Linked DNA regions of Homo sapiens: region 1 is linked to region 2. Evidence: read pairs that join two places in POLR2A ChIA-PET (ENCODE). Cell type or tissue: Caco-2. All regions are shown on one strand. Each heading gives the region's core, and the rest is flanking DNA. Links, peaks and the distances in the headings are about the cores only.

Region 1 (10,604 bases), core at 1,344-9,343, 190 kb before region 2:
CCCAGGAAAGAGGATGGCAACTGCCATTTATTATGTGAAGTGAACTGGGGACTTTTAACTAAGCCATCTAAGTTAATCTCCCAATAGCACTATGCGTAGGAAGGGGGTATTGTTCCTTTTTTGCAGATAAGGAATCTGAAACTCAGAAAGGTCAAGGGACGTGCCCAAAGTCACCCTGTTGGAAACATGAGTTGAGAATGGAACCCTGGTATGCTTAGTTCTAAAGCTCTTTTCTCTATACCATACTGCATTCCAGAATAGAATTATGTCTTTCTTCTCATGTTTTAGGTATCTAATGTGATTTTTCTTGCAGCAATATAACTTCTGCAAATACTATGAATCATCACCAATGTATGAAATTGTTGAAAGAAATAAAAGACCATGAATTTGATCTTGTCCCCTTTGCCAATGCTCAGTTAAGTCAAGAAAACCTACATGATTAATTTCAAGATTTTCTTGAAACAAAAGAATTGCTTGCCAAATATGCAGGAATCGAAGATAAAATCTGGCAGGGTAGTTTGTTTTTTAATCTGATATCACAGTGCCTATGGAAAAACTCATTTTGAATCTCATCCTAAGTCTGACTCCAGCGTCATGCTCTTAATCACTGTGTATTGTCAGATTATGTTGAACACACCTTGTATTTGAACACAATGAAAGGAAAAGCTTAATTGTGACTTAGTTACACGGGAAGAAATATTTTATTAGGTTCCTAGAGCTGTTGTAACAAAGGAACATAAACTGGGTCATGTAACAAAAATTTGTTACAACAGCCCTAGAAACCTATTACAATTTTTGTTAACAAACGTTTGTTAAGTTCTAGGGGTCAGAAGTTTGAAATAAGGTGTGGGCTGAGCCATGGTCCGTTTAAAGCCGCTGGGGAAGGATTGGTTCCCGGCCCTCTCCCAGCCTCTGGTTGCCTCAGACACTCCTTGGCTTGTAGATGACCATCTTTACTCTGTCTCTTCACATGGCATTTTCCCTGTGTGCCTATCTGTGTCCACATTTTCCTTTTTTTATAAAGACATCAGTCAGATTGTTTTAGAGCCCACCTACATGACCTCATTTTCACTTGATTACCTCCATAAGGACCCTGTCTCCAAATAAGGTCACATTCTGAGGTACTAGGACTTAGGACTTTAACATTTCATTTTTGAGGGGAAAACAACCCATCACACGTATTTATATTAAAATGGAAACTTTTCATGGCACCAATTAATAACAGTTTTATACATTTTTAAAAAACCAATATGCAGATTTTATTTTTAATTGACAGCATTAAAATTGACTGCAAAGTTGAGTAAAATTTGAAGAATGTTTCATTAGTATTGATAATTTATAGTTGAGTTTTGATTTATGTAATACCCCTTTGAATTCAATGGTAATATTAATGAGTTGACACAAAAGTTAGTGAATTTACTAAACTTGGACAGGCATAGTTTTGAAACTGTTATGCTTTTGCTTCAAAGCCAAATCAGTTCTTCTAAAAAAAAATATGAACCAGTTGTGTCAATGTGGATTTGAGTGCTACATGAAAGTACATTTTTAGTACTTGCTTCTTTTTATTGGGAAACTTTTTGGGTATGTGTGGAACAACTTGAGCATGAGAAGCTACTTTTTGAACTATTCATTTTATAAGATCTATAGATCAAGTCTTTCTGATGAAAATGTAGGATCTAAATTGAGATGTACTCTGTTTAAAATATACATTGGATTCCAAAGACTTGATAATGCAGAAAAGAATGCACAATATCTCAATAATTTTTAAAAATTGATTTCATATTAACATATTTGGATTGAGTTAAGTAAAATCTATTAATTTTACCTGTTACTGTGTACTTTTTTAATGTTGCTACTAGAAAATTTAAAATTACACATGCTTGAATTGTATTTCTGTTGAACAGAGTTTAATAATTTTTGGCATCATAGACCTTTTAATAGAGTAAAATCTTAGCTGTATAGAACTTCTGGGAACTTGGGCATTCTAAATAGTGAAATCATGCTAGGTAGCAAAATTTTCTGGATAGGTATAGTTTATCTCTCTAGATGTGAAAATTTTATGATTTAGGTATAATTGTCTTCTCAGAAAGAGTATTAGAACATAATTGATCTTTTCTTGATATCATGGATTCATCATTTCAAAGTTTTAGAATGTAATGTAACAGCTTGATGTTCCTACAGTTCACTGGAGGATGTTATAACAGGATGTGTTCTAGTCCATTGAGCTGTTTGCCCCTGCACTAAACGGCCCCAGGCAGTAAAGCATTATATCTGCTCGTTACAGTTTTGCTAAGTTAGTGATCATTCTTCACTGCTGTAACAAATCTTTACCAGCAGTCTCAATCCTTCTCTTTGATTTGCTGCTTCTAGCCACCTAAGTAATTAAGTCAAAAATTAACTTACTTTCACTTTTTGTACATATGCTTATGAGAGAGGCCCTGAGCAACTCTCCTGGTGAAGGACTGCTAGAAGCCTCACTCATAGATGACACTCCAAGGAAAAAGAATCATTTTCTCAAATCAAAGCAATTTCGGTTCGAATAATACGAAGAGAATCCTTGTTGCAGTCTTTTCTCTCGCTAACCTCTCACCACTTTGCCCCACAAGCATATGCAGTTTCCAGAACATGCACAGCAGTACAGGGAAATCGAAGCCCTGGCTTTTCAACCAGAAGATGAAGGGGATACCTGGGAAGCAGAAAATCATGGAGAGATTTCAGATAGGAGGAGGCTTAGGAAAGTGAGCCCATAAAATTATGGATAAACTCCTGGGTTAACTCCAAAGCTGCACTGTGTGTGTGGACCTGACCCTAAAAAGGATATCAGAGTACATATGCTAAAAACTACAAAACAGATGAAAGAAATCAAAGACTCTAATTAGATAAATGGAACAGCATACCATATTCATGAATTGGATGTTCAATATAGTTCATATTTTAATTATCCCCAAATTTATAGATTCAGTACAATGCCCATCAAAATCCCAGCAGGATATTTTGTAGATCTAGATAATGTCTAAAATTTATAGGAAAGGCAAAGGAATTAGACTAATCAAAATAATTCTGTAATAGAAGAATAAAATTAGAGGAACATATTCTCTAATTTTAAGATTAGCTATAAAGCTGCAGTAATCAAGATAGTGTGATACTGGTGAAGGAATAGACACAGACATCAATGGAACAGAATAGAGAATCCAGAAATAGATCCACACAAATATGGCCAATTGATTTTTGGCAAAGATGCAATTTGGGGAAATGTGAATGAAAAAAAGGCTTTTTTTTGGGGGGTGGGGAAGGATTCTCACTGTGTCGCCCAGCCTGGAGTGTGGTGGCGTGATCTCGGCTCACTGCAGCCTCTGCCTCCACCTCCCGGGTTCAAGTGATTCTCCTGCCTCAGCCTCCTGAGTAGCTGGGACTACAGGCACACACCACCACGCCCAGCTAATTTTTTGCATTTTCAGTAGAGATGGGGTTTCACCATGCTAGTCAGGATGGTCTCAATCTCCTGACCTCACAATCCACCTGCCTTGGCCTCCCAAAGTGCTGGGATTACAGGCATGAGCTGCAAGCCACTGTGCCCGGCCCGGAAAAAGGCAATTTAATGGAGAAAGGGTAGTCTTTTCAACAAATGTTACTGGAGAAATTGCACACCCATACACACACACACAAAAAAACCTACCTCGATCTGAACCAAAAAAAAAACCTACCTCGATCTGAACCTTATGTCACATGCAAAAAGTAAGTAAAAATGGATTATAGATATAAATGTTAATATAAAACTATAAAATTTTTAAAAGAAAATATAGGGGAAATATTCCTGACCATGGGTTAGGGAAAGACTTCTTAGATGTTGCATCAAAAGCATGATCTATTTTAAAAATTAATATATTATTCTTTATCAAAATTTAAAATGATTGCTCTATAAATAGGAAACTATTAAGAGGATGAAAAGGCAAACTATAGACTCTGAGAACATTTTGCAAATAGCATACCTGACAAAGAATTTGTATCCAGAACATATAATGAACTCTCAAAACTCAGCAATAAGACTACGATTTAAAAATAATTTTAAAAATCAATAGTAAGAAGATTTAAAAATTGGCAAAATATTTGAACAGATACATCACCAAAGAAGATATATGGATGTCAAATAAGCATATGCAAAGATGCTGAATAGCATTAGCCATTAGGAAAATGAAAATTAACACCACAATGGCATAACTATTAGAATTAATGGCACTTTGGAAAATTGACAATACCAACTTATGTCAAAAATACAGACCAAGAGGAGCCCTCACACTTTGCTCTTAAGGATGCCAAATGGTGCAGTCCTTCTGGAAAACGCTTTTGCAGTGTCTTTGAAGCTAACCTTACTGTATGATCCAACAGTTCCACTCCTGAGTATCTGCCCTAATTAAATTAAAACTTTATTCACACAAAAAATCTATATGCAAATATTAATAGTAGCTCTATTCATAATCACCAAATCAACCCAAATAGCCTTCAACAGGTGAATGGATAAACAAGCTCTGGTATAGTCATACAACAGACTACTACTCAAGAATAAGAACTGCTGCATACAACAGTGTGGATGAATCTCAAAGGCACTGTGTTGAGTGACAGAAGCCAGTCTCAAAAGGTTACATACTAAAAGATTCTATGTATATGATATTCTGGAAAAGGCAAAGTTATAGGGATAGAGAGTAGATCAGCGATTGTGAGGAGGTAGGGGTTAAAGAAGGATTTTACTACAAAGGTGCAATGCAAGGAAGTTTTGGGGGTGATGAACTGTCCTGTATCCCGATTGTGGTGGCAGTTACATGAATCTATATTTGTGTTAAGATCTATAGATCTGTACTCCCTCAAAAAGTAAAAAAAAAAAAAAAAAAAAAAAAAAAGGATCTCAGTAAATTTGAAAAATTAAAGATCAAAAAAGGCAAACATGGTGATTCTTAAAGAGCACCTTAAGCCTTGGTAGTTAAGGCAAGCATATTGGGTTTTTTGTTTGTTTGTTTGTGGGGTTTTTGTTTTTTTGTTTTGGTTTTGGTAGAAACAGAGTCGAGCTCTGTCAACCCAGGCTGGAGCGCAATGGCTGAATCTCAGCTCACTGCATCCTCTGCCTCCCAGGTTCAAGGGATTCTCCTGCCTCAGCCTCCTGAATATCTGGGACTACAGGCATGCACCACCATGCCCAGCTAATTTTTTTAAATTTTTTGTATTTTTAGTAGAGACAGGGTTTCATCATGTTGGCCAGACTGGTCTCCAATTCCTGACCTCAAATGATCCTCCCACCTTGACCTCCCAAAGTGTTGGGATTACAGGCGTGAGCCACTGAGCCCAGCAAGCATATTTGTTTAAATCATATTTGTGATACAATCAAGTTATATTACATGCACATTTTATGGACTTCATAATCCCTTGCAAAAGCAATACATATAATAAATCTATCCATTTTGTGTTATATGGAGTACAATTTTATTTTAAATGCTAAAGGAAAGTTTATAGATGTTTAAACTTTGCTAAGATTTCCTTGATTGTATATAAAATTTATTTGATCCTGAGCTTATGCAGTGACTCATCCCCTAGCTATAACGTTTTCATGAGCAATCATCTGCTTCACAAAAACATTTATTTTATCATACAGTTACTGATATTTTGTGAACAAAGGGCAGGGACTGTTTATGTGCAGGCAGGAAATGCATGTGTCATTTTACCAAGAAAGTACACTTACCTGTATTTGTCTGAATTTATTGGATAATAAGTCGGTCCTCGAGGCGAGTTTTTGTGACAGTAATCTTGTTAGGACTGCCCATGACTTCTCATCAACTGGAAGCAGCAGTACAGTAGAAGGAGCGGTGTACATGGGATTGTGGTTTTGGTTCTACCACCATCTATCTGACTTCTCTGCACTTCATTTGTCTCATTGTTAAAAACCTGTCATCATTTTGACATGCTACGTTCTCTTGCAACGTAGCTACATGTGTATAATTGCTTAATGTGGTCTCTTGCTGATGTGTTTCTTTTTAAACTTCTTGTTGACATTATTTAGCTCTCTTGTATCTTCCAAATTTTTTCAGAAAAGATTGGTCTAAGGTTAAAACATAATTTCTTTTGATCATTGCTCTTTGTTACTTGTAAATTCATTTGTCATTCACTGAGCAGCACTGTGCTAAGTACTGGAGAACTAGAGATAAAATGATTGTCTGTTCTCAGAGTGATGGTCTATTAGAAGAGAAGAACAACTGGAATACAGAATGATCAATGCAGGCAAGGGGATACAGACGCAGGAGAGGAGACGAACACTGGATGAGTCTATGAATGCTGCATTTTAAAGAAGGAGTAGGAACTGACCAGCAAAGATAAAAAGATGCTGGGATGAGAAATTGCAGTTCAGAACAGGAGACAGGGGTTGTATGAGCACTTTAGGACATGCTACGTGATTTGGATTTTTTCCTGGAAGGATAGGGAGCCTGATAGTCGGGTGAGGAACAGGGATGTAATCAGATGTGAACTGGAGGGGTTAGTTTGTATGCCTGTGTGATGGCAAAGGGAAAGGAAGACCAGTTTGGAAACTATTGCAATAACCCAGGAAGGAATAATGAATGGCAGTGGGGAGTGAGAATGCAGATTCAAGAAATATTAAGTAGGTTGAGTTGCAAGGATGTGGAGAAGAATTGGAGGTGGTGGGTACTTGACCACTTAATGTGATGCTGTCATTTAAAGCAATTAAAAGCTGTACTGTTGCATGTAAGCAGTTGGCAAATACTTTCACTTCCCACAATACCCCATCTAGATACTGATTTTATTTTTATTTTATAGAGAGACAAAGACACATCAAGAAGTTACAGAACTTTGTGACCACCACACATTATGTTTTAGGAAGAGTAATGAATAGTAACATAGTTGGAGGCAGGGAAACCTGTTAGTGAACCATGTAGAGACTAAAGGCTGGAAGAAGATGAGACAAGGTGGTGACTGTAACAGTGGGAGGATATTAATGTGTGTAAAAAGAGAAAAGCTACTGACGCCTTTGGTGCAGTGACAGCGTTCTCACCTGTGTCTACAAAATTGATTCCAAGATCATAAATGTGTCACCTTGGTGCTATAGAAATACAAATGATTATGTACTTTTTACTTATCTCACTAAAAATATCTATCACGTCTGTGTAACCAATTTGTAGCTCAAGAAAGTAAAATTCCCTTTAACAGAAATGTCTGTCTATAAAACCCATGTTAGGTGAATCACAGTGACAAATCTCGTTCTCTGGATCTTTCTCTTTCTGCTCCAACACAACCACAATCACCTTCTTGTATGACATTGAAATTGAAGAGTTAAGGCTTTTCAAGAAAGATTGTGGTATGGAATTAGATTTGGGAGACACCACGCTTCTATCAATGCCACAGTTAGAAATTAGATCTCAGCCAGACACAGTGGCTCATGCCTGTAATCCCAGCACTTTGGGAGGCAGAGGCGGGCAGATCACCTGAGGTCAGGAGTTCAAGACCAGCCTGGCCAACATGGCGAAACCCCATCTCTACTAAAAATACAAAAATTAGCTGGGCATGGTGGTGGGCACCTGTAATCCTGCTACTTGAGAGGCTGAGGCAGGGAGAACTGATTGAACCCGGGAGGTGGAGGTTGCAGTGAGCCAAGTTGTGCCATTGCACTCCAGCCTGGGCAACAGAACAAGACTCTGTCTCGAAAGAAAGAAATTAGATCTCAGAGCCCAGGAGTAGTCAAGACCAGCCTCAGCAACAAAGTGAGACCCCATCTCTACAAAATGTCAAAAAATTAGTCTGGCATAGTGGTGCATGCCTGTAGTCCCAACTACTTGGGAGGCTGAGGCAGGAGAATTGCTTGAGCCCAGGAGGTTGAACCTTCAGTGAGCCATGTTCATGCCACTGTACTCTACCTGGATGAAAGAGTGAGACCCCGTTTCAAAAAGAAAGAAAGAAAAAAAGAAATTGGATCTCAAGATGGGTTGCAACTGAGGATATGTGTGTGTAACAAGTAGATTTTTTTTTTTTTTTTTTGAGACACAGTTTTGCTCTTGTTGCCCAGGCTGGAGTGCAATGGCATGATCTCGGCTCACTGCAACCTCCGCCTGCTGAGTTCAAGCGATTCTCCTGCCTCAGCCTCCAGAGTAGCTGGGATTACAGGCACCCGCCACCATGACCGGCTAATTTTTGTATTTTTAGTAGAGACAGGAGAGGGGATTTCACCACATTGGCCAAGCTGGTCTCAAACTCCTGATCTCAGGTGATCCGCCCGCCTCGGCCTCCCAAAGTGCTGGGATTACAGGCATGAGCCACCACACCCAGCCAACAAGTAGATTTTTAATGGTTTTGAATGTAAAAGCTTTTCAGATTTTACTCCCAAAGTTTTGTGGCAACTGTGAGGGCTGAGGCTTCACTGGCTGCACAGCCTGTGTCAGACAGCTGGGTGGAGAGCTGGGGCTGGGCTGACTGCTAATGGTATGGCCTCAAGCAAGTCATGTGTCTTCTCTAAGGCTTAGTTTCTCTCTCTCTAAAATGAGCATCATAATAGTGCCTCATGGGGCATTGTGAAGGTAATCAATTAGTTCATATTAAACACTTAGTATAATGCCTGCCAAATAATAGTTAATCCATATATTAACATTAAATACAGGAGTGTGCAATTCCCACCTATTTTCAGTAGTCAGTCTTGCTACATCTAACTTCAATTCCAATCACCATGCAATTATACTTAAAAACAAAGTATAAGTACAACCTTCTTTGACTGACACTTCTTCTCTAATTAGGGACATTAGCCCAAATATAGTCTTTATTTTTCCATGGAATAAGTGGAGGAAGATTGGAAAGTGAAAATGTGGAGAAAATAAAACAAAAATCTGTACTCATCAGACCATGCACCTGAGAATAAACTTTCTTACATAGGAATGCTTTTATTTCTCAGGTACATCAAGGAAACAAACACCAAAAATGACCCAAATGAACTCAACAATCTTATCAAGAAAAACTCTGATGTGATAACATGGACCCCTCGACCGGGAGCCACCCTTGATCTGGGAAGAATGCTGAAGGATCGAACAGACAGGTTTGGCTTAAATATTTTTAGAGGATAAAAATGTTTTATAATTTTTTTTCAATACTATTAGAAAATAAATGGCTCACCTCTGGCCTCTTGACAGGTTCCTATTTTGTTTGTTATACAGTAAAATCCACACATCACTTTTTATTTTATTTTTTTGAGATGGAGTCTCACTCTGTTGCCTAGGCTGGAGTGCAGTGGAGCGATCTTGGCTCACTGCAACCTCCACCTCCCAGGTTCAAGCGATTCTCCTGCCTCAGCCTCCTGACGAACTGGGATTACAGGCACATGCCACCATGCCCGGCTAATTTTTGTATTTTTAGTAGAGACGGGGTTTCACCATGTTGGTTAGGCTGGTCTTGAACTCCTGACCTCATGATCTGCCCACCTCCACCTCCCAAAGGACTGAGATTACAGGCGTGAGCCACTGCGCCTGGCCTACCTCACTTTTTAAAAATGGAAGTCTTCCCATTTAAATAAAATGAACTATCCAATAAGTATGTCACAAATCTAGGGGAAAAAAAGACTGAATTTTTTCCTAATCTTTTCATCCTATATAACAGTGACTCAAATGTTTTCATCATCTCAGAACCTTACTAGCGAGTAAACAGTGAAGAATCTTTTATTAAGGTCCATTGATACAGCTCAAAAATAAATTATTTTATGAAAGTAAAAAGCAATAAGAAAATTAGTTTTCATATCAGTGCAAATATTACCCAATTTCCCATTCCACAGATAGTACATTTGAACAAGTAACAATAACACACTGGAAATGCAATCCAAGAAAAGTTAACATGATGCCACAAAGCTATATTTTTGAATACTACTCTAAGCCAAATGAAACCATCATGGGCTATTTGGAAATGGACTAACATTTTGGAGAGTGGTACATGCAATTACCAAAAGCTCACCCTCTCCCAGCCTTACCTCTGCAAAGTCAGTATGAATGATAAATCAGCTCATTCTGTCTTTTGCTAACTTCCCATATTAAACGAGTTATCAAATCTGGTCAATTCTCCTTCATAAAGCACTCACAAATCCATCACTCGTCTCCAGCCTCTTCTGCCCTGGCCTTAATTCTGCCTCTCAAAATTTCTCACTTAGACTCCTGCAGTGCCCCCCAACTTGTATCTGTGCCTCCCCCACAACTTCCCTTGATCCATCTTTCATGCCAGTGTCTTCAATCTGCTGGTCACAATCCATTGGCAAGTCACAAAATTAATGCCATTGCTCACAGCCAATGTTTTAAACATGAAATAGAATAGAATAAAATGGAATAGGATAGAAAATACCTGAGTACATTGCATGTAACAAGGGTATTATTTCATGAAACTTCCGTTTCATAGGTACCCTTGGTAGGGGGACTCCAGGGTCCTAATGTAAAATGTAGTCTTTACTGGGATGATAGGCAAAATGTTTGAAAGCCCCTGCTCTTCATTGCTGACAAAGTAACCTTTCTAAAATGCAAACATTCTTGTTTAAAATTCTGTAGGATATCCTTAGTGCCTCCAGGATAAAAGTGTTTTTAATTTTA
Region 2 (10,296 bases), core at 893-8,892:
GGCAGTAGGAATGGCCTGAGGAAAAAGGTGGAAGCAGGAATTGTCAAATGTTAGAGCCAAAAGAAGCTTTGGTGATCAGGTTGTCCAAACCCTTCGTTTGATAGATGAGGACATAGGTCCACAAAGGCCACTGAGTTCTCTACTGGCAACACTAAAATAGAACCCAGGCATCGACTCTGAGTCCAGCACTTTTTCCAAGACTCTTCCCTGGATGCAGGGTGAGAAGAGCCAGAGCTGAGAGCCTGCATGGCAGAGTGGCGGGGATGCAGCTGGGAAGGCTTCTGGAACCAACTGCAGTGCCAAGGGAGCTGGATGCCTATTTGGACTTGGTTCAGACCAGTGTTTCCTGAAGTGCATTCTGAGATGACTGTGCCAGAACCATCAGTGTGCTTGTTAAAACGACACTGTGTAAGGAGGGGGACCTAAAAATCTGCATGTTAAATTCCTTCCCAGGGTGATTCTTATGCACTTCATAAGCTGGAAAATCAAAAATACAGAGAGACGGGGGCCAGGCACGGTGGTTCACACCTGTAATCCTAGCACTTCGGGAGGCCGAGGCAGGTGGATCACGAGGTCAGGAGTTTGAGACCAGCCTGGCCAACCTGGTGAAACCCCATCTCTACTAAAAATACAAAAATTAGTTGGGAGTGGTGGCGGGTGCCTGTAATCCCACGTAATCCCAGCTACTTGGGAAGGTGAGGCAGGAGAATCACTTGAACCCAGGAGGTGGAGGTTGCAGTGAGCTGAGATCGTGCCACTGCACTCCAGCCTGGGTGACAGAGCGAGACTCCATCTCAAAAAAAAAAAAAAAAAAGTACAGACAGAGGGAGAAAGATTGGTCAGAGCAGCAAATGAAGAATTCAATAGACGTGAGCAATGTGGAGGCCAAAAGATTATACTATTAGAAAGGAGTGCAAAACTCTTAGAACTGGCAGCATTCCAAGCCATATTTTGGCCCTGGATCTGGGTGGCCAAGTGCCTATACAGAAAGGTCATAAGAGTAAAGACCTTCAAGGCTGTTAGATCTGCTGTTCCTATGGATAAGAAGCATCACAGTTATAAAGAGAAATTAGACCTCTGTTGTATCTGCTTACTTGTCTCTAGGACTAGTCACCTGTAAGAATAGAAGCCAAATTCACCAGAACAATAGACACAGGTAGTTACAGAACTATGGTTTTTTATTTCTGCAGGGAATGCAGAAAAAATTATGTGATAGACAGATAGATAGATAAGGGTCGGTAGGTACAACCAAATCTTTAAGTGACCTTCTGATTAGACCTAGAGCACCGACTTCACTTCATAACGGCAGTGGTTCTTCAGGCATGGTCTAAGTTCTTTATTACATATGTGAAGCTGTAAGTCAGGGAATTAAATTGGTTGCATTTTGGCTGCTGTTCTGCTTTCTTCTGATGAATTGTGTATTTACTAGGATTGATCGATGGCAGTAAGAACCATAAGACTTGTTTGGCTGAGTCCGTTCTTCAACCACACACTGGCTTAAAAAGTTCTCATGAGAGGAGAATGGGATACAGTTCAGTTATTAAAAGAGGCCATTTTCAGTGCTGCTGAAGTTCAAACACTTTGTTTTATGGTATAAAAAATAATCACAGTTCCTATAGCACCCATAGTGCTGCCTCCTTCGTAATTCACCATCCCACTTATTTACAACTGTCCTCATCGCCAGGCTCTACAAGGCAGGTTTCACAACTACTGGGCTTACCTCCGGCCCTTAGCAGAGTGCCTGGCACCTGGGTTGCACTCAATTACTTCTTGAAATAATAGCTATTATTACTACTTGGGGTCTTTTTTGTTTTGTTTTGTTTTGGTTGTTGTTGTTGTTGTTGTTGTTTGACACCCAGGCTGGAGGCGCAGTGACGTAATCTCGGCTCACTGCAACCTCCGCCTCTTGGGTTGAAGTGATCCTCCCACCTTACCCTCCTGAGTAGCTGGGATTACAGGCACCTGCCACCACGCCCGGCTAATTTTTTGCATTTTTAATAGAGACAGCGTTTCGCCATTTTGGCCAGGCTGGTCTCAAACTCCTGGCCTCAAGTGATCCACCCACCTCGGCCTCCCAAAGTGCTGGGATTATAGGCATGAGCCACCATGCCCGGCCATTAGGGGTGTATTCAATTTAAAATTTATATGTGAGGGGGGAAAATACCCTGACTTGTATTAAACGATTTCTTCTTTGGAAAGAACCATTCCTTTTCATTGGCCTGAAAGAGCAATGCAAGTGTCTCATGGGTGGGGGTGAGGATACCCACCCCCAATGCCTGTCAAGCTCTAGGCTTCACTGTTTCCCTGGATGAGGTTAAAAGGACCCAGCCGAGATATCTGAGTGCTCTGCTCAGTGAAGTTTTGGGGATAAAGAATCCTGCCTAAGGGATAGTAAGAACCTAAAAGGAAGTGAACAGCATTATAAGAGAGAGAATGGGCGCAAGCAGAAATTAACTACCCAAGAATGAAGACTTTGGTGACCACACAGGAGCAGTGATTGGAGAGGCGGTGTGAAGACCTTTAGACTAAGCTCTAGGAGACCTGGTGTGGGCTTTTTATTTGGTTATATGACCTTAATCTCTGGGATTTGGACCAGGCAATCCAATACACAGTGTGTCGTGGTTGTTTAGATCTGTGCTGCCTGGTCCCTCAGTCACACATGTACCTGTTCTCTGGAGGTACTCTGTGGGAGGAACTGTGGGGTCTACAAAGTCACCCAGGACAGATCCCAATTGCCAGAGCTTCCAGTCTAATGCAGTCAGTTCAGGCCTGTGTTGGCCCTTCACCTTCCATACTCCACACGTTCTGCTCCCTTCCTAAGGAAGCTCCCTCAAGGGGAGATGCAGCCCACTGTGCCCTCTTCATTCCTGTTTAGAGCTTCAGTCCTAAATCCACAGCGGTGAGTGGGGCAACCTCATGGAATCTCTAAAGGCAGCAGCTTGGGGAGCCACTCCATGCTTCTTTCTGGTCTCTGCTCTGTATGTGCACATACACACACACACACACACACACACACACTCAAGTCATGCCCACAGTCATGCCCAAACCTCAGCAAGATACCCCTCAGCCCAATAGGGTAAGTTGGGGGTGGGAGTGGAATGTGCTGTAGTAAAAAGAGCACTTGATTTGGAATCACATCTGACTTTCAACACTAGCTTCATCTTTGTGATCATCAGGAAGTTACTTGTTCATCTTCTCAGAGTATCAGTAGTCTTATCTTTTAAGTGGAGGCAGCTATGGGAAAGAGATGACAGGCTTCAGTGGGATAATATCTATAAAGTACCTAACATCATCTGCCTCATCTCTCTTTTCATCCTCTTCCTCCTCCCTCTCATAAAAGGTTATATGTCACTTACAACAGTGCCATTCCTGAGTCAGGAAGGTGATGGGAGTGGGAAGGTGGGGAAATACAGTTGGCTTCTCTCCAGGGTGGATGTCAGGCCCTTCTCCCTCCAGATTCGTCCTATGAGACCATTAGTACTGTGCTAATCCGTAGTAGCGCTTTACTCAGTTCTCCCCAAACTTCTACTGCATATTTGTACTTCTTTCCAGGTCTCTTTCTCCAGACTCCAGTAAATAGAGAAATGTTTGGAACCATCCATCTCTACACAAATAGTCATGATACAAGGTGGAAGGTGTAGGCATCTGGAGAGTAAACTAAGGTGCTATAAAAGCTCTGAAATGAAAGGGCAAAAAAAAAAGGGGGGGGGCAAGGGATCTTGGAAAAATGGATGCAGATTAAGGTATTTAAACTGGATCCTAATGAATAGATGTGGCCATTTGGAAATGAGCAAAAGCTATGTGGTTGCAGATAAGTTGCAGGGTGGGGTTGGCAAGGGAAATAAAAGGATCAATGTAAGAGTGAAGGGGTGCTTCAGAATGACTGGGTGATCCATCTTTCATTCAATATGTAGCTATGGAGTGCCTGCTCTGTGCTGGGGACAGCTTATATCAGACAGAGATGGTCCCTGCCCTATGAACTCACAGTCTAGTAAAGGCATGCTCTTGGGCGTTCTTTCTGGGGATCAAGCCGATTTTGCCCTTTCTGTTGTATTCCTAGGTGAGTTATGACACAGTTTATCAGGCGATGGTTCTGGCTGCTTGTATTCCAGCCCGAGGATGCAGTGCCCAGACCACGACTGGATGTGGGTGTTTCCCATGTTGACATGTCTCCTAGGATGTTCCCTTTCGGCTAATGTCTCAGCTCACTGATTATTACTGATCCTTTCACAAGGTGACTGAATCTCAAGTGGTGTGGGAGGGAGTGGATGTGTCTTGTGGTACTATTCTAGTTAACATATTCTAAATACACAATTTATTCATTATGATCACTTAACAGATGAGGAGACTGAGGCATAGCAGGGAATCCCTATGTAAGGATGGAGACTGAGTCAGGACCTTTTCCCTGGGTCCTTGTCGACTCCCAGTTCCATACAGTTTCCACTCCAAAAGGCCCTTTTTTGGGAATGTCTGTCTATCAGGCAGACCCATGCTTTCCCCACAGGAAACCTTTATCATTCAAATCCACCAGAACAAAATAAAAAACAATTCTCTTTCTGCCATCTTTATGAGAGCTGTGTCCAAAGCAGCCCCGGTAGAGAGAGTGCCCTACAAAGCAGCCCTCTTCAGCGGGGCTTTCCAGCACAACCCTTGCCGTGGGCAGCCAACCTCACCCTCACACCGCCCCCACCCCATACACCACCGCCTCATTTTTTTCAATGCACAGCCCAGCTTGTATGAAAGATCCCAAAAGGTTAGCTGAAAGGGCCTTTCCTTGCCTCGGCTCCTTTCCTCTGCCCTCTCCCTCCAGCGCGCTGGATCCACCGGGCTCGCTCCCCGGCGCGATTCCACGGGTCACTCCAAAGCTGCCGCGCCAGCTCTTGCAAAGGAGCCTGGCGTGCCGGCGATCAGCTGGAAGCAGGCACCGAAGCGCAGCCTCCTGGAGTTGGGCTGAAGTAGCTGTCAAGCAGCTGTCTCCACCCGCCCTCCCCTCCCAGCACAAGTGACGCCGCCGGCCCCCGCGCCGCGCCTCCCCCTCCTCACGGCTCCCGCCCCTCCGCCCGCTCCGCCGCTCTAGCTCCGCGCTCCGCCACCCTCGCGCCCGCCAGCCCCGCAACTTCACCCCGCGCGCCGCAGCTGCTGCGAGCGGACGCGGCAGGGCAGCCGGCGCTGGGGACAGCTCGCGTCCACCCGACTTCCTCCCGGGGTCCCCTTCACCCAAGTGAGCCAGCTCAGGCTGTCTGCAAAGCCGGAGGTGCGGGCAGCTCCGGGCATTGCATTGGTGCGGAGGCTTTTATATGCCAGAGAACCCTGAGTGTGCCCCTGACATGACAAGGAGCCGTCGTCGTTAGGTAGGTTCACCTTTTCATTTCTCCTTTTTTGCTTCTGATTTTGCGTACAACGCGGTGAGGTCTGTGTGGGGAGGGGTGTCCTCGACTTGAATGAGCGTTGAATGCTAAGCAGCCGTTGAAACTGGAGCGTCCTCAGCTTCCACCACCCTGGTGGGTTCGGGCATCTGAAGCCCACAGGGTACGGTCGGGAAGTTGCTGAGCGAAAGGGGCACGCGCACTTTTTGCAAGCAGAACTGAAGGATGCCCTGGGGAGTGGAGGAACGGGCCAAGGTTAGAGGGGCCCACAGCATTGCCCGGGGTTGGGACATTTCTGGGGCGAGGAAGCGCCGGGCCCCGGGAGTCAGGGAGGGGTGTGTGTGCGAGCGCCCCCAGATGGGAGTCCTGGGTGGCCCCCTGGCACGGAACGACTTCGGCACTCGCAGAGCCTATGGGGAATCCAGCTCAGGGCTGGGATGGCAGTCTCAAGGGTCTTCATTTGCCCCCGGGCTGCCCGTTTGAGCTGGACTATGAACCAGCTCGTTCCTCACCGTGTCTGAATTCCAAATTGGCCAGGTGGAATGGGAGGATGAGAATTGGGAAGAGGGGCAAGAAAGGAAAAAATGTGTTGCTTTGATGCCGATCTGTGTCTGGAAAGATGGGGGGAGGGGATGCACCTGAGGACAGGAGCACCCTAGCAGGAGTCCGTGGCATGGGAGGGGGCTGGTCAAGCGGAGCATGTGCAGCTCTCTTGCCCGAGACGATAACCTTCTAGCTCCCTCTTACAGGGCAGTGGGCAGCAGATAGAGACCCCTCACGTTCGAAGGGAGTAGGTGCATTTTGAAATTAGATAAGCAGAAGTCATCAGGTGCTAAGGTGGCAGAGGCGCTGTGAGAAGTGACAGCTCCCTGGAGAGCGAGAGAGCAAGTGGAAAAGCAGGAGAACCGGGCTGATTCTGCTGGGATGGGGGTGGCGCAGAGTGAGATTGGTAGGCTCGTAGGTCCCTGTCTTGGAGATACCTACATGTTGCTTGAGTGACTGAGGAAAAATGTTCAAGCTTTTAATCTGGGAAAACAGTTATGATAAAATATATGTTGGGGCTGTTTCCTCCCTGCTCCCCACTTCCTACCCTCTTACGTCCACACGCTTGGTAGAAGGTCTAGGATTGTGACTAATCACTGCCCCCATTCTGAAGAAATTGTACTTGGCCATCTCTATGGGACTGGGCATCCTGTGTGAGCGTCTGCTCGATTGTTAGCTGACACACAATCATTTCTTCCCTTTTGTTTTCTATCGGGTCTGTCTTGCTCTGAGAGTGTACCCACCTCCTTCCCTCCCCTACCCGGGTATTCCCACTCACTCAATTCCCCTCTTCCCCTTGCTCCTCCAGCCATTTTGGACCAGCCTCTGAGCTTGCCCACTCACACCATCTACTTTCCTCAAATTGTATTTTAGCTGCTGTCACAAGCAGGGGATGTCAGCCACGAACTCTCCGAGAACCAGCACCATCATGGCTATTCTCCAGTGGTTAATTAGGAAGCATCAGTAGTTATCCTTCTGTAGGAACAAACTGCAGGGATGTACCAACTTAGGGTAACAGCAGCTTGAGGAACTCCCCTATCTGAAGCCCCCATCTCCCAGCACTCAGGATTAGCTTTCTGTGCTAGCTTCCCCTTCAGTTGCAATAGTGTCAAATTGTGTCCTTTCCCCCAGGAAGATAATGCATCTGCCTGTCCAAAAATTTACTGCATCCAAACATCTGAAAACTTGAACATTGGAGAATCTGTTTAGCAAAAACATACTGCATATGTTGCTTTTCCAAAGGACCCCCCAATTGCTGTTGCTTCTCTCTTCCTCTGACACTCTAATGTGAGATTTCGCTTTGAATATTTTATCCTCAGTATAAATAAAAAGAAATACCAAGCTACAGAGAAAGAAAACCGAAAGCATGCGCTAGGGAGTTGCATAGAATTCTGATTACACAAACACAATTCCAGAAATGGCTCTCCTTCCTTTTGTTAACTGCAAAGTGAAGTTATTTCCAGCAGAGAAGGGACCCACCCAAGGTTGACCTGGAGAAGCCAAGGAGGCTGGGGGCGGGTGGAGGGAGATATTTATATCTGTGGATCTTGTTAGCTAAACTCTCATAAAAATTCTTCTCTTTAGTATTCATACCCATTGACCTGGGGCCCTGCTAATCACTGCCAAATGTCCTTCCCTAAATCTGAGGTCACTAAAGTGGAAACATCCCTACTACGATAAAACCCCACAGCCCAACTGTGATACCAACTACATGCCCACTTCTAAGTATAACCAAGACACTTCTCTGTTACACTTTGTGTTAATTCACAGATTATTGGTTCACCCCTCTGTCAAGAGACTAAAATATAGACAAAGGCAACTGTGCAGGGTGAATAGCACAGACTTCAGGTTTTATATTAAATGGCTGAATTGTACATACAATAGTCCCTTGGGTTGAAGGGTTTGCAAACCAGAGTTTTATTTAATCATTTATTGCATTCAATGGATTATCTGTTTTCATTCTGAAAAGAAGTCAGAAGTCTAAAAACAGTTCCTTGCTTTTCTTGGGAGGAAGTGGTGATAGAAGTGAAAGTCCGTTTTATTTACACAATGGGTGCCCCTCAGGGCAATGGCAGATTTGACTTTCTACTTGGGCTTCCTGCACCGGTGGTCCTGTGAGTAGGGCCTCGTGCTTGTGAACAGCTCCTTTACCAGGCTTATTTTCATCTGCCAAGCTGAGCTCCATGAGCTGGGGGAGATAGACAGCTTGTGTTTGTGGCCATTCAACCAGAAAAGAATAACAGCTGAAAACAGACAATGGAGCAAGGGAATTGGGGTGGGGTGGGGGTGGGGAGAGGAGGTACAGATAGCCCAGTCACTCATAATTGGCTCCCCAAAGGCAAACCTAGGTGTAGAATGGTCTCATAAAGCAGTTGTCATGTAAACACCCTGCAATGTGATTATTATAAAGATCTGTTCAGAAAAGGAGAATGATCATGAGCATATGCCTTTTCATCTGGAAGGAGCCCTTCTTTTGGCTTCATTTCTTCATTTCATTTACTTATAGGCAGTTTCTTGAAACAACATTTTCCCCCTGAAAACAAGAACCTCACTGTTATGCATATGGAAACCTTCAAGTTGATTCAACTGAACAAAATCACTCAATGCATCATGTATCTCCAGTGAATTAAGCATGAAACCCTCACATGTCCTCTTCCCTCTTCTGTGTCTCCTCTCTGCAGCCACCAACTTCTTCTCTGGGTTCATGGTCCAGGTTTTTGTCTTGTTTTGTTTTGTTTTTTGGTCACAGTAAACTCATCTCACTTAGGTTGGAAACATTCCCTAAAAATAATACATGTTTTCCTGAGTGCGGCAGGCTATCTACAAAAAAGATCATTTACACATGGCCCTGTGCTGGATTTAATTCCCTCTAAGGAAACCGGGAACACTATGAAGAAAAGAAGCTGCTCCAATTTATTTTATTGTGCATTGTTTACATGACACCGATGAGTACTGTGTGGAGGAGATGAATGTTTTCACAAGTTCATTACATTAATTAAATAGGAAATTAGATTTTTTTCAACAGTGAAAGCAAATGAGGTGCAATATTTCTATGTTGTGTTCCATTAGATCAAAATGAGTTCTCTACCAGACCAAGGAGAGAGGAGTCTCAGAGGAAGTTATTTTGTACACCATTTAGCATTCTAAAACTGATTCACAATCATTTTTAATTCTGAGGTGGATTTTAAGTTCAACTCTGTAATGTTATATAATTTGGGAGAATCCCACTTTTGTTTCAACTTAAGCATGTGTTTACTGGGCAATTATTCTAAGGTCTGGTCAAAGTTAGACATCGCATTCAATATAAAAATATAACATATTGGCTGGGCACGGTGGCTCATGCCTGTAATCCTAGCACTTTAGAAGGCTAAGGTGGGAAGATCGCTTGAACCCAGGAGTTTGAGACCAGCCTGGGCAACATGGTGAAACCCCATCTCTATGAAAAAAAAAGAAAAATTAGCCAGACATGGTGGTGCATGCTTGTAGTCTCAGCTACTCTGGAAGCTGAGGTGGGAGGATCGCTTGAGCCTGGAAGGTCAAGGCTGCAGTGAGCAGAGATAATGCCACTGTACTCCAGCCTAGGTGACAGAGTGAGACCCTTAAGAAAAAGAAAAAGTGTAAGATATTGATTATACCTTCTAGGGAGCACAGTCTGGTGGAGAAGTAGGAGGAGCACAATTGAGTTGGATAGGTGACTGGATGTCCTGGTTTGCCCCATAGACACCTGTTGTTGCAGCATAATTATTAATAGCACCACCTTTCACTCAGAGGTGTTGCAATCACACAGTCACCCTAAAGAAAAGGACTATGAGAGGTCAAAGGAAGAAGGCTGTGATTGGAGTAGTCAATGAAGATTTCATTCATGTGCCTATTCTAAGATTACAGGTAAATGGAAAGGAAAAGGGACTATTTACCAGACAAAAAGACTAGGAAGACTGTGAGCTCCCTGAAGGCACAGAGGGTCTGTTTTGCTTGTTCCTATATCCTTGGGACTTGCATGCTGCCTACCCAATGGTAGGTATCAACTATTAACTAACTGCCTGTGAACCTAGATTTAAGATCTAGACTGAAGGTAGGAAAGTTAGGGACAGTCAAAAGGCATGTCTTGCAAGGAAGGTCAGATAAGAACAATTGTGAAACAAGGCTACTATTAATGATGATGATACTAGAACAAGGTTGGCCAATGACCATACCGAAAACCAACCTTATGTACTGAAAAACAACAGTGTCTTTTAATTCTTTCTTGTATTTGCCTCTTCACTTTTGGGTTTAATGCTATTGGCCTTTACCTCTACCCCTGGAAGTGATCTCTTCCTTCTCAAACAAATTGTTTTGGATGTTAAATGAAGAAACAATGACTCCATTCTCTTCAAGCTTGTCTCCTTCT

What was found. Peaks named below come from ENCODE experiments on the same cell type or tissue, not always from the same donor. Only the 100,000 strongest peaks of a DNase experiment are listed, where the experiment ranks them.
Region 1: POLR2A ChIA-PET joins it to region 2 with 28 read pairs; 2 of 35 experiments call an interaction of 5 or more read pairs at or near these places.

The regions. Positions count from the first base shown.
Region 1 is chr6:25,095,533-25,106,136 of GRCh38, reverse strand. It overlaps the pseudogene CMAHP. Among named protein-coding and RNA genes, the nearest start is that of RIPOR2, 160 kb to the right of the region's middle. In Caco-2, for the core only: no CTCF peak of the experiment used is centred there; no DNase peak of the experiment used is centred there.
Region 2 is chr6:24,905,873-24,916,168 of GRCh38, reverse strand. The region is part of intron 1 of RIPOR2 (RHO family interacting cell polarization regulator 2); the gene reads left to right. Among named protein-coding and RNA genes, the nearest start is that of RIPOR2, 25 kb to the left of the region's middle. In Caco-2, for the core only: no CTCF peak of the experiment used is centred there; a DNase peak (open chromatin) is centred at 4,948; H3K4me3 peaks cover 1,204 bases; H3K27me3 peaks cover 188 bases.